Linked DNA regions of Homo sapiens: region 1 is linked to region 2. Evidence: chromatin contacts called from ENCODE Hi-C or POLR2A ChIA-PET data. All regions are on one chromosome and are shown on one strand. Each heading gives the region's core, a stretch centred on a gene start or an enhancer-like site at or near the end of the contact. The rest is flanking DNA. Distances are from core to core; before and after follow the strand shown. Region 1 overlaps INTS7 (integrator complex subunit 7). Region 2 overlaps LPGAT1 (lysophosphatidylglycerol acyltransferase 1).

The links. Hi-C counts contacts between places; a loop is a spot of excess contacts on that map. ChIA-PET counts read pairs that join two places held with the same protein, here RNA polymerase II (POLR2A). Pooled maps may share reads with other maps.
Region 1: POLR2A ChIA-PET joins it to region 2 with 14 read pairs in activated T-cell. The contact joins two enhancer-like sites. A Hi-C loop is called at or near these places in 2 of 50 pooled maps. POLR2A ChIA-PET finds 5 or more read pairs at or near these places in 4 of 52 experiments (OCI-LY7, WTC11 and activated T-cell).

Annotation. Positions count from the first base shown.
Region 1 is chr1:212,029,118-212,032,721 of GRCh38, forward strand. All of the region lies in intron 1 of INTS7 (integrator complex subunit 7), which reads right to left. Among named protein-coding and RNA genes, the nearest start is that of INTS7, 4.6 kb to the right of the region's middle. RefSeq lists an enhancer at 1,684-1,733. Within about 2 kb of position 1,519, at least 9 of the 41 ENCODE cell types and tissues checked have a DNase peak (open chromatin) inside an H3K27ac peak, as active enhancers do.
Region 2 is chr1:211,782,684-211,786,596 of GRCh38, forward strand. It overlaps LPGAT1 (lysophosphatidylglycerol acyltransferase 1), which reads right to left. Exons shown (of 8, transcript NM_014873.3): 5 at 546-819. Among named protein-coding and RNA genes, the nearest start is that of LPGAT1, 46 kb to the right of the region's middle. Within about 2 kb of position 1,453, at least 3 of the 41 ENCODE cell types and tissues checked have a DNase peak (open chromatin) inside an H3K27ac peak, as active enhancers do.

The sequences.
Region 1 (3,604 bases), core at 269-2,768, 250 kb after region 2:
CATTAATCAAGTTTTCAAAACAGCACAAATCTCCAAGTAGCATCTATCAGCAGTTCTTAGCTGCAAGCAACAGAAGCTAACTCTGGCTTATGAGGCAGAAAATGAGTTTATTAAAAGCTTAAGAAACAATTTTAAGGCTAAATTTCTAGGAACACCTAATACCACACTACCCAACCAACTGGATGGAAGAACCCTGTCTTTGATAGGAAACACCAGATGCAACAATTAGCTCTGCTGTCATCTAGGAATATCGTAGCCATTGTTGTTGCTGCTGTAAGCTAGAAATACTGCTGCTGCCATGGCAGAACTGTGAGTGGACACTTCAACTCTTCCTTCTTGCATCTCTAACTTCTAAATCAGACAGTGTGAAGGAGGTGTGTCTGACTGGCAGAGCCTAAGTCAGATCCTGCACTCTTGCAAGGGAAACTAGGAAATAAGTTTTTGCTTCTACCTTAGTAAGACAAGGTTCATGATATGGGACATTCCTTAAGCATAAAAAGAGTGTTCAAAATATATTAAGCAACCATCAACATAACTAACATCCACTACAAAGAACACCACAAATAAAGCATTACCAAACAAACACAATTTAGGACAATTTGTGACATACATTTGCTTTAGCTAAGAGATGAGGATGATTCAAAATTGAACCATAACACGAACATATCTTAAAATCTATACATTAATAAAAGGTGTGTGGGGGGACATGGGTAGAAACATGAACACAAACATACAACCCACAGCTTAAAAAATTGATGGCAAAGCCCATTTTTATATTTAAAAAGCAGAAATAGAAACAAGTAAAATGACAGTGAAAACTAATGATGCATTAATAAGGCAGCATCCATCCCCCAAATTTCAGAAAATGTCTGTAAACGTACATGGCAAGATGTATGCAACATCATCCAGTATGCACATGAGAATACTAATCTAGAATTCTAAACAAATTTGAGTTTATGGATACCAACTTCTAGGAATATTTAATAACCCACTTTGCAAATTCCAAGACAGTAAATCTTAGTTATATATAAGAATGAGTCTGTGGGTTTCAGTAAAAACTTGAATTTTTGGATTAGTTCATAGCCCATCAAGGAATTACCAACCAGGCTGCTGGTTTTTATGTTGCATTAAGTTGCCCAGAGTCTCACCTTAGCTTCAATTCTACATGATTTTTTGTTTTTTTTTTTTGAGATGGAGTTTCATTCTTGTCGCCCAGGCTGGAGTGCAATGGCATGATCTCAGCTCACTGCAACCTCTGCCTCCTGGGTTCAAGTGACTCTCCTGTCTCAGCCTCCTGAGCAGCTGGGATTACAGGTGCCTGCTACCACCCCCGGCTAATTTTTGTATTTTTAGTACAGATGGGATTTCACCATCTTGGGCAGGCTGGTCTCGAACTCCTGACCTCAGGTGATCCGCCCGCCTCGGCCTCCCAAAGTGCTGGGATGACAGGTGTGAGTCACTGCGCCCGGCCTAATTCTATATGATTTTATAGGTCCGCTTCTCAACACTCTCAGACTAAGTGTGGTCTGGCAGCAGAGATTCTCAGGAGAAAGAATTTGACTCAGTGTGGGTCACATGCCTACTTCTGAATCAATCAGTTATGGTATGGAATTAGTCACCTGGAACAAATCTGGCTGCTGAGGCCTTTCTCTTGAGGAGGGCCTATGAAGATACTTCCCCAAAGGCCTCATATTTGTTTACTGAAACACCAACAACATCTGAGCCATATCGATAATGTAAAAGCAATCTGTGGTCTTTCTTGACAAACTTTCTTGATGGTCTGAGAATTCAGGTATTTTGGAATACAGGTGAGGTGACACCGTCTAAGGGGGAAATTAGAGTGCAGAGACAGTTGTCCTGATTCACATCATTTCTCTATTTCATAACTAAATTTTTCATTAAGCACACCATCAAGGTTTTTCACACAGCATTACATTCACCAGCACCTCTAGTAACAAATCTATCCTCTATATTTCCTCCCTTCCCATTGCATCAGCTGCAAGAAAGGGAATGAGTCACTGCTCTCTTCCCCATTGCTTTCATCTCATCCTTTCCAAGGTCAACATTGCAGAAGGCAGATAGGCTGAATAATATCATTTAAGAGACTCCTCTTTTCCCAGGGGGAAGGAGATCTTGCATAAGTTTTCCCAAATCATCAGGATAACCTTCCATCAGCTGATCTAAAAATGTTTAGACTAAGAAATTATATTAGTGAAAAAGTTACACTAATTTTTGTGAGATGCATCCTTTATATTGCCAATTATGTATAGTAATGATCATATCATGAAATGTGTCAGATAAACATAAGCTGTAATGTATTTGATTATGACACTTAACTCTGCTTGTGTATGCTCAGTCTTACAGAAGCTCAAGCAGCATGGCCATCAGCCTACAACTTTCAATGCCTTCCCATTGCACTCTGCACAAAATCCAACTTCTTGTCCTGACTAACGGCACCACATTTGATCTAGCATTGTCCATCTCCTTACATTTGTATGCAATCTCCTTAAAGATGTCTTGTTTGCCAACATAGCCCCTAGTCTGAGTATAGAGCCTGAGACAATGCAGGTGGTCAGTAAATATCTGTTGAGTAAATGAATGGCTATCACATGAAGGATGATTTTCCTGTTACTAACTACATCCTAAAGTAATGGAATTGAGTCAGCTTCAAAATAGTATTCACTTATTCCTATAGAGATCAGAAACAATCAGCTTACTGCCAATGCTTGCTCAAAAGGCTCAGAATAAAGTACAACAGTTATAAATATATAACAGGTTATGAATGGCAGCATTTCCTGAGTGTGTTTCTAAGGACACCAGTGCCACAAAATATTTCTTTAAAATAGCGTTCAAAGGTTACATCTTATGCCTAACTGACTAATCATCTCCATTTGGATGTCTAAGAGACATCTCAAATTTAACATGACCCAAACTGATTTGATTTCAGTAAACAATACATACATCCTCCCAGTAGCTCATACCAAAAACCTCTAAGTTTTCTTGACCACTTACTCTTATATCCTCATCTAATCCATTAGCAAATCTTCTTGGCTCTACTTTGAAAGTATATCCAGAATCTCAGCACTTCACACATTTTCAGTGTCACCATCTCGGTCTAAGCCACTATTTTCTTTTCCCTGGATTGTTATAGTTGCCTTCTCATTGGTCTCCCTACTTGGGTCCCTGACCCTCCCCACTTCAGTCTATTCTCAGCACAGTAGCCAGACTGATACTTTTCAAAGGAAAGTCAGATCATGTCACACACCTGCTGAAAATCCTCCATGGTTTCCTTTCTCACTCAGAATGAAAGCCAGTCCTTTTGATGGCTTGCACGGCCCTACCTGAACGGGACTCTGGTTATCTTTCTTTTTTTTTTTTCGAGACAGTCTTGCTCTGTTGCCCAGACTGGAGTGCAGTGGTGTGATCTCGGCTCACTGGAAGCCCCGCCTCCCAGGTTCACGCCATTCTCCTGCCTCAGCCTCCCAAGTAGCTGGAACTACAGGTGCCCACCACCACGCCTGGCTAATTTTTTGTATTTTGTTTAGTAGAGACAGGGTTTCACCATGTTAGCCAGGATGGTCTCGATCTCCTGACTTCGTGATCC
Region 2 (3,913 bases), core at 203-2,702:
ATGATCATACCACTGCACTCCAGCCTGGACAACAGAGCAAGACTGTCTCCCAAGAAAACCCAGAAAAAAAACAAAAACAACAACAACAAGAAAAACCCCAGAAAACCAAAAAGCTTTCTCAATTTGATAAATGAAAATATGTATTATTTGATAAATGAAAAGATTAGTTTTTCAAACATGTTATTTCTATAGTTATATCTTTTAGCCTAGCAATTCCACTTCTAGGAATCTGTACTACAGAAATAGTTCCACCAATATGTAAAGATGTTTATAAGAATGTTTACTGCAGCGGTGGGAATGGCTCCGTATAAGTAGGACAGGAGAAAGATATCTTTGACTTTACGCATTTCTGTATTATTTGAGTAAATTATTATAAGCATGGACTACTTTTGTAAATGGAAACTTTTTTAAAAAATTACAGTTTCATCTTCTCCCTATTATTTTTAACAAAAATTATAAATATAAAAAAGAACAATGATCATCTTCTGTAACTCCAGAAAATCCTTTAACTCCAACAAGGTAAAAAATGCTAAAAACCATCATACCTAATTCTTTAGCATCTCCTCCTGCTGGACTTCCATTTTTCTGTTGTGCTACAAGTGCATTCAAAATAATTTTTGTTGCCCCAGACCTTGGCAGAGTAACATTTGTAAGAAATGGCAAGTTATTTTTCTTGGCAAATGCCTGACTTGTTTCTCGCCTCTTCCTGAGGAAGCCCCCTTCTGGAAACAAAACAATCCATTTTCGATCTCTGCTCCTGTAATTATTTTCTAAGTGCTTCTTGAGAAGCAGCAGCTGTTGGTCACGATAAGATCTTCCCTAGAAGGTACACACACACGTAATAAGTACAGGTATATCCAAAATTAAAATGCCATAAAATTAAACAGAAATTACAGCTTCTAAATTAAAATCCAATCACAGAATAGAATAGTGATTCCCCCACCCCACCCCAACTTACTGCCCTTTTTGACCACAGGGGTAAAAAGAGAGAAGTTATTAGCATTTATATAAATAAACCTTTCTTTCTGAAGGAAAAGGAAATTGTTCTGATTGCCCTTGAAAGTGCAGTCATTCATCAATTCAGTCACTACTTACTGAGTGCCTGCTATGTGCCACGCATTGTCCTAGGCACTAGACATAGAGGAGGAAATAAAGAGACTTTCATGGAGCTTACATTCTAGTTTGGGAAGATGGTAAATGTGGAGTGCAAATTCAACTAGTAATATGTGTTAGGAAGAAAACAGTAAAAGGATAGAAAGGGTCAAGAGGGTCAGAGAAAGCTGCTATGAGGAGGTGACATTTGAGCAGAACTGATAATGTGAGGGAATAAGTCATGTGAAGATGCAAGCCATAATATTCCAGGTGACAAAACAAAAAGGACAAAGGTCATTTGGTGGGAACGAGTATGGCATGTTCAAAGAACAGCACCAAGGCCAGTGTGGCTGAAGTGTGATAAACAAGGAAGTCAGGGGTAGGAAATGAAGCTGCAGAGGGAGGTGGAGACCAAATGAGAAAAGCCTTATGCATGGTAAGTAGTTTTGGAGAGGACATCTTTGGATAGTTTTGAACAAGGAAGTGTTATAATCTTATTTCTGTTTAAAAAAATCTGACCAGCCTGGGCAACATGGTGAAACCCCGTCTATACAAAAAATACAAAAATTAGCTGGGTGCGATGGCACATTTAGTGGTCCCAGCTACTCAGGAGGCTGAGGCAGGAGGATCACTTGTGCCCACAAGTTCGAGGATGCAGTGAGCCCTGATGGTACTACTGTACTCCAGCCTGGGTGATAGAGTGAGACCCTGTCTCAAAAAAAAAAAAAAAAAGAAAAAAGAAAGAAAATCTGCTGGTTCCTGTGACCAAAAGACCACAGGAGATAAGTTAGAAGACTTGCAGTATTCCACACAAGGGAATTTGATGAGATTCAATTATATTGTATTGATAACAAGTAGTTACATTTAGGAAAAATGTGAAAGTAAAGCTAAAAAAGACATTCTAATGGACTGTATCTTAGTTGAGAGGGAAAGAGAGAAAAGAAGATGACCTGAAGTCTAAAAAGAAGAATCCAGAAAAATTTGTAGGAAGGCCCAAAGCTTACAACTAAATATCACAAAGGTTCTTTCTTTTTTTTTTTTTTTTTGAGACAGAGTCTCGCTCTGTTGCCCAGGCTGGAGTGCAGTGGTGCGATCTCGGGTCACTGCAAGCTCTGCCTCCCGGGTTCACGCCATTCTCCTGCCTCAGCCTCCCGAGTAGCTGGGACTACAGGCGCCTGCCACCACACCCGGCTAATTTTTTTTGTTTTTAGTAGAGATGGGATTTCACCGTGTTAGCCAGGATGGTCTCGATCTCCTGACCTTGTGATCTGCCCCCCTTGGCCTCCCAAAGTGCTGGGATTACAGGCGTGAGCCACTGCGCCCAGCCGGTTCTTTCTTTCAGTGTGATCAGTTTGCCAACATTTTCCAGCCAACAAAATTACAGAAACTCCTCAAAATAATTAGTATGCTTTCAGTCTTTAGATCAAATGTATCCCAAATGCAAAACATGTAAGACATTTTGTTAGTCAGTTTGCTGAAGTGAACTGATTATGATTAAGATAGCTATTAAGTTCTCAAGATTATACGTAAAATATTTTTACTATTCTTGGAAAAGCTTGTCAAAATGGTCTAGTAGCAAAGTCTCAAGAGAATTTTTCTTTTAAACATTAATGCTTTTTCCCTTCCTTCCCCTCATGTTATAGATTTTTATTACTAATCTATCGGGGAAAAACACGTTGCTCTTTAGAAATAAATTTGTAAACTTTCCAGAAACTTCGAAATATAATCTTTATGTATGCAAAACTTCACATAGTAATCACAAGAAAATATTTTGGAGTACCTAATTTTCAACTTTTATCTAAAAGTACACCGATAATCTAGTATAATTTAGCCTCTTTTTTTTTTTTTTGAGATGGAATCTTGCTGTGTCACCCAGGCTGGAGTGCAGTGACGCAATCTCGGCCCACTGCAACCTCTGCCTCCCAGGTTCAAGCGATTCTCCTGCCTCAGCCTCCCAAGTAGCTGGGACTACAGGTTCATGCTACCATGCCCAGCCAATTTTTGTATCTTTAGTAGAAACAGGCCTTCACCATGTTGGCCAGGCTGGCCTCGAACTCCTGGCCTCAAGCAATCTGTCCACCTCGGCCTCCCAAAGTGCTGGGATTACAGGCATGAGCCACCGAGCCCAGCCCCTCTTCTTGATGCCTGATGATCATCATTAGAATCAACTGTTACACTACACTGTAAATTCAATTATTTCCTAAAGCTGGAAATGAGGTAAGGTGCTCAGCTAGCTTTTCGGATCCCTGAGACTGCTAAGCTTTCTAATTGTTGGTTCCGCTGCCTTCTCTGAGCTATTACACTAGGATCTTTGTTAAGTTGTCCTGATCAGTTTATTTTGTCTTGACCTTGTGTCCACTCCCCATTGCCACTTCTTGTGGTTCCAGGGTATGCTTATATTTGTTTCTCTGCTCAGAAGAACAAAGGATGTTTCCAAAATGAAATGATATAATGTCCAGTACATAAAACTGTCTGGAGTAAAGTACATGTGTTTTGTGACACTTATTTTCACAGAACTTAGAAGTTTCTCTACTCAATTCCAGCTTATTTCTGAATTTGTGGTTCTTGGAAAAGGCTTAATTAGATTCACCAATTATTCATTAAGTAATAATTATGTGCAAAGCACGGCACAATCCAGGTTGTTAAATATGTAAACACCAAATAACTGTGGTATTGTCATGCATAAAAGCTCGTACATACCATATTTCAGTTATCCATTCTGGTGAAAATAAAGCATATAATACTAGTAACAAGTCAAGAAAATAATGTAGTGCTGATAAGAGGCTATCATTCTTCTTCCTACACTAAACTATTCCTAATG